Linked DNA regions of Homo sapiens: region 2 is linked to region 1. Evidence: read pairs that join two places in POLR2A ChIA-PET (ENCODE). Cell type or tissue: HepG2. All regions are shown on one strand. Links, peaks and the distances in the headings refer to the core of each region. The heading gives the core; the rest is flanking DNA.

What was found. ChIA-PET counts read pairs that join two places held together with the same protein. Peaks named below come from ENCODE experiments on the same cell type or tissue, not always from the same donor. Only the 100,000 strongest peaks of a DNase experiment are listed, where the experiment ranks them.
Region 2: POLR2A ChIA-PET joins it to region 1 with 6 read pairs; 3 of 35 experiments call an interaction of 5 or more read pairs at or near these places.

The regions. Positions count from the first base shown.
Region 1 is chr12:115,838,699-115,841,615 of GRCh38, reverse strand. All of the region lies in intron 2 of LINC02463 (long intergenic non-protein coding RNA 2463), which reads left to right. Among named protein-coding and RNA genes, the nearest start is that of LINC02463, 46 kb to the left of the region's middle. In HepG2, for the core only: no CTCF peak of the experiment used is centred there; a DNase peak (open chromatin) is centred at 1,225.
Region 2 is chr12:115,903,885-115,906,801 of GRCh38, reverse strand. No RefSeq gene overlaps it. Among named protein-coding and RNA genes, the nearest start is that of LINC02463, 19 kb to the right of the region's middle. In HepG2, for the core only: no CTCF peak of the experiment used is centred there; no DNase peak of the experiment used is centred there.

The DNA of each region.
Region 1 (2,917 bases), core at 147-2,646:
AGAGTCGATCTGTTTCCTGCTTTGCCAACCCAGACATGGCTATCCCTTAAAGAGGACTGAATATGTATGAATCAATGGCTGGGATTTGTTTTCCCACTGAGTGTGGAGCCTGTACCCCTGCCAGGGTAGACAGCGGGATGGTGCTCATGTCCCAGTGATATGTGGGAGTGAAGGCGCCCTTCCCTCCACTAGCCTCCCAAAGTAAATGGAGGCCAAACCTCTGCCTGATTTATCTCTTCTCCTTGATCCTCCCTTGCCTGCCCTCGGGTTTGAAACTCAGAAGGGAGAAAGAAGAGCCTGAACTTTCAGCACAGCTCTACTGCTCACAAGCTGTGGGACCTTCAGCATGTCGCCTCCTTGCAGCCACCCTGCTTTTCTGTAAATTGGGCATGATGAGAACACCTGCATTGCAGGCCTGTTGGGTGGATTAGACAAGGAAGGCATCTGCAAAGCACTTTGATATACTGTGCATACAGTAGGTGCTCAATAAATGCTTGCTCTTGTGCCCTTGCCCTATTCCGGCCATGACTTTACTTTGCATTACTCCATACCAGTCTCAGCTCTGCTATTACAGACAGAATGCCATTTTGAACTTGTCTTCAAGCTCATTAAAGAGTGTGCAGGCCAGTTGTGGTGGCTCACGTCTGTAATCCCAGCACTTTGGGAGGCTGAGGCAGGTGGATCATGAGGTCAGGAGTTTGAGACCAGCCTGGCCAACATGGTGAAACCCCATCTCTACTAAAAATATAAAAATTAGCTGGGTATGATTACCAAATCCCAGCCATTGATTCATACATATTCAGTATGGGTATGATGGCAGGTGCCTGTAATCCCAGCTACGCGGGAGGCTGAGGCAGGAGAATCATTTGAACCCTGGGAGGTGGAGGTTGCAGTGAGCCGAGATCATGCCACCACACTCCAGTCTGGGTGACAGGGTGAGACTCCGTCTTAAAAAAAAAAAAAAAAAAAAACCAGTGTGCAAGACTACAATATGTTCTAAGAAGCAGCGACTGAACTTTGATGCAGGTCCAGCACTTGTACCAGGCAGGCAAATTTGGCAAACACTCGGCAATAGCCTTAGTGGAGCTGCAGACACCCTTGGTCCAGCTTGAGGGCAGATCACCAAACCGGATCACGTCCCAGTAAGTCCTAACTAAAGATGCTCCCATCGGACTCACATACAGAGTATTTACTCAAGGAGTGTTTGCTGAACACCAACTCAGCGCCGGGCACGCGGGCTCGGTGGTGGAGATGACATCATTCCGCCTGGGTGGCTGTGCTGCCTGGGAGATAACTCATAGGCCATATGCACAGCTTGGGAGCACAGGAAGTCCTTTTACAGAACTTTCCACATTTTAGGAGTGAAGGATGATAGGAATGGGGCTTTGAAGCCCTGAGCCCTTAATAGGCAGAATCCTACATGGTGTTTACTTCACCCTCAGGCACCCCAGCCTCACTTAGCAGTGTTGCAATTAACACAATACCACTGTCAGAATAACCTCTAACCACAGCCCCGGCTACATCGCTCACCTCCTTGGTGGCTTCTCTCTACTCGTAGGATAAACCCAAGCTCCTTAGCCCTGAGGACTCCTTACAGGGTCCTCCCCAGCTGGGCACCCACCCACCCTCACTGCTATGCTCTGAATGTTTGCGCCCCATCCCTAATTTCTATGTTGAAATCCTTACCCTCAAGGTGATGGTATTAGGAGGTGAAGCTTTTGGGAGGTGATTCAGTCATGGAGGTAGAGCCTTCTTGAAAGGGATAAGTGCCTATGAAAAATGGATTCCCAGGAGGTGCCTTGTTCCTTCCACCACGTGAGGACACAGTGAGAAGGCGCCATCCACAAGCCAGAAAGCGGTCCTCACCAGACACCAAATCTGCCCTCATCTTGGACTTCCCAGACTCCAGAACTGTGAGAAGTAAATTCTTTTAGCCAGGTATGGCGGCTCATGCCTGTAATCCTTGCACTTTGGGAGGCCAAGGTGGGTGGATCAGCTGAGGTCAAGAGTTCGAGACCAGCCTGGCCAACATGGTAAAACCCCGTCTCTACTAAAAATACAAAAATTAGCCAGGCGTTATGGCTCATGCCTGTGGTCCCAGCTACTTGGGAGGCTGAGGCAGGAGAATTGCCTGAACCTGGGAGGCAGAGGTTGCAGTGAGCTGAGATCATGCCACTGCACTCCAGCCTGGGCAACAGAGTGAGACTCAGTCTCAAAAATAAATAAATTCTTTTTCTTTATAAGCTACTCAGTCTGAGGTATTTTGTTATAGCAGCTCAAATGGACTAGTTGGAAAATCTCTCTTAGCTTCATCCCTCTTTTCCACTCCTAGCAGCTAGAGTTTCTCTAATCTCCTCAAAGGCTGCATTTTCTCTCTCTCCTCTTAACCCTCTCCTTGGCTAGTCCCTCTGCCTTGAGCACTGTTCCCTCCCATCCTTTGCCTAGCCAACTCCAATCATCTTTAGGCTTCAGCATAAATCTCACTTCCTCCTGGAAGCCTTCCATGATACCTCCATGCTAGGTCGTCCTCCTGTGCCCTCCAGATGGCCCTGAGCTCTGTCTTTTCCAGAACTCATCACTTTGAATTATACCTGCCTCATCCCTGTCTGTCTTCCAGGAAGACTGGAGTCTCCTGAAGGTTGAAGCAGAGTCTGATTTGCTCTCGGTTGCATCTGCAGTGCCTGTATTAGTTTCCCAGAGCTGCAGTAATTAAATATCAAAAACTGGGTAGCTTAAAACCACATAAATTTATTCTCTTACAGTTCAGGAAGCCAGAAGTCCAAAACCAAGATGTCAACAGCATTAGTTTGTTTTGTGGAGCTCAGAGGGAAAATTTGTTCCATGCCTCGTCCTCATCCTCAGCTTCTTGGGAAGTTCTTGGTGTTTGTGTTTTTTTTTTTTTTTTTTTTTTGCTTGC
Region 2 (2,917 bases), core at 308-2,807, 65 kb before region 1:
CAGGCTAGTCTCGAACTCCTGACTTCAGATGATCCACCTGCCGCAGCCTCCCAAAGTGCTGGGATTACAGGTGTGAGTCACTGTGCTCGGCCCATTGTATCATTGTTATGCCTTTGCATCCTCATAGCTTAGCTCCCACTTATAAGTGAGAACATACAATGTTTAGTTTTTCATTCCTGAGTTACTTCACTTAGAATAAGTCTCCAATTCCATCCAGGTTGCTGTGAATGCCATTAATTCATTTCTTTTTATGGCTGAGTAGTATTCCATCATATATATGTATGCCACTCGGCACAGTGGTCCGGGATGTGAGCAAGGGAGGAGAAACCCATTTGACAGCACTGCTCCAATACTTTAGTACAATAGTTTCCAGACTTTGGTATCTTATACACCAGAGTAATTTTTTAAAAATTAGAGGGTTTAACAGAAGGTTGTCAACTTTGTTTGACAGAAACTAAAATACACACACACACACACATACACATACATATACACACACACCACAGTTTCTTTATCCACTTGTGGATTGGGCATTTGGGCTGGTTCCACATTTTTGCAATAAGCAGCATCTACTTTATAATAAGATGATCGCTTCTGTCTTCGATGCCATCTCTGTGGTCCTTACAATGAGTTGTTTTCTGCAGTGAGTGGGTGTTTGTCCCAGCCACCACATTCTCTCTCTGGTATCCTTAGGGCATTTTTTTGTGAGCAGGCTTCCCTGTAAGATCACACAGGGCCTCAGAATCCCACTCGGCATAGTGGTCCGGGATGTGGGCAAGGGAGGTGAAACCCGTTTGACAGCACTGCTACAATACTTGAGTACAATAGTTTCCAGACTTTGGTATCCTATACACCAGAGTAATTTTTAAAAAATTAGAGGGTCTAACATAAGGTTGTCAACTTTGTTTTGACAGAAACTAAAAAATAAAAAATCCTTGCCATGTAAAATCATCTGTTCATTTTTTTAAAAACACATTTGTTAACACCAAAAGACTTGGAAAGACATTTTCAGAATATAGGGTCATGAACATGTTTAGCTTTACTTAAAAACAAACTTTTTTTTGGCTGGGTATGGTGGTTCACCTCTGTAGTCCCAGCACCTTGTGATGCCAAGGTGGGTGGATTGCCTGAGCCCAGGAATTCGAGACCAGCCTGGGCAACATGGTGAAACCACTTCTCTACAAAAAATACAAAAATTAGCTGGGCATGGTGGCACGTGCCTGTAATCCAGCTATTCAGGGGGCTGAGGTGGGAGGATCGCTTGAGCCCAGGAGGTGGACGCTGCAGTGAATGTTGCATTTCACCCAGTGCGCTCCAGCCTGGGCCACAGATCAAGATCCTGTTTCAAAACAAAAAAACAAAAATCAAATTTCTTCCCCTCATTGTTCCCATTTTGCTCTGGACACACAAAAATCTTCACTGTGAAATGACAACAGCTGGTGGACCACAGTGGCCAAAGCAGTGATAGATGGTGATATGTAGTGTGTCCATCTTCCTCTCTCTACAAATCACTTTCCATCTTAGAGGTTTGTAAAGACTTGTTTGTATGGCTTCGTAAGTAATTCTATGAACAGTCAACATCATTACCTTGGTTAATTGAAAACTTACATATCTCAGATCCTACTGGAAGCTCACTAAAAATGACAGTAAATAAATCTTCAAGAGCACAAACCTATAAGTTCAAAGAAAATAGAAGACATTAGATTTCACAGACTGTGATTCTCATCTTGGGTGGCCTTTCTGTATCCCTCTCTTTGTCTTTTGGTTTATAGTTATTTTTAAGTGACATATAATAACTTTATGTTCATGGGGTACATAGTGATGTTTCCATACCTACAATATGTAGTGAACTGATCAGGTAATTAGCATATCCATCTCAAACATGTATTATTTCTTTGTTTTGGGAATATCAATATATTCCTTCTAGCTATTTGAAACGATTTCAGATGTTATTGCTAACTATGGTCATCCCGCAGTGCTGTACTCTCTAGCTCTCCTATTTCCTTGCTGCAATGTTGTGAGATGCCCTAAAGAGAAACCCCGGCTGGGAGAAACTGAGGGTGGCCTCTAGCTACTGAGCAACTGAGGTTCTGAATCAGGTAGCTCATGAGGAACTGAATCCTGCCAACAGCCATGTGTGCAAGGTTGGAAGTGGTTTCTTCCCCCGTTGATCTTTGAAACGAGACTGCATCCCAGCAGATATGTTAGATTACAGCCTGTGAGAGACCAGGAGTCAGAGGACTTGGATAAGCTGTGTCCAATCTCCTGACCTATAGAAACCATGAGTCAGAGTCAAGCAACTGTAAAATAGAAGGTGTTTAAGCCATCAGGTTTTGGGGAAATTTATTGTGTAGCAGCAGATAACTGATGCAGGAGGGATGGGTAAAAAAGTCAACCATGAGCAAACAGATTTGTACTCTTAGCTTTTCAGAGAAGCTCAAAATTTGGAGACACCAGATACTGCTGAGTTTGGGAATGAGAGATGGGCTGAAAATAGATGAAAAGATACGTAAGGGGAGCTGGGCTCTCAGATCCCCTTTCCAACACTGCAAATGCAGGGGACTGCTTTCCCTTTACTTTAGCTAAAATGTGGAGGTTTGTACCTTGAGGATGGGGAGAGACATGGAACTGACAACAGGAAGATCCAGTGAAAATCTGCATGGTGAACAGAAAGGCCCCTGTTCACTTCCCTCACTTGGCCTCCAACCAGTAGCCAGAGGTCCTCTCTGGGACGACTGAGCATCCCAGCTACAACACCCACAGAAAATGCTTTCTGGGTGTCCCTCGAGGAAGGAGCTAGCTTGCCACCTTATTGCCCTCCCACGAAGCCCACAAGTTGAAAGCTCCACCTAAACAGACGGAACCTTCAATCAGTTTTTAGTGCCTCATATAACAAATGACATGCAGAGGTCAAATC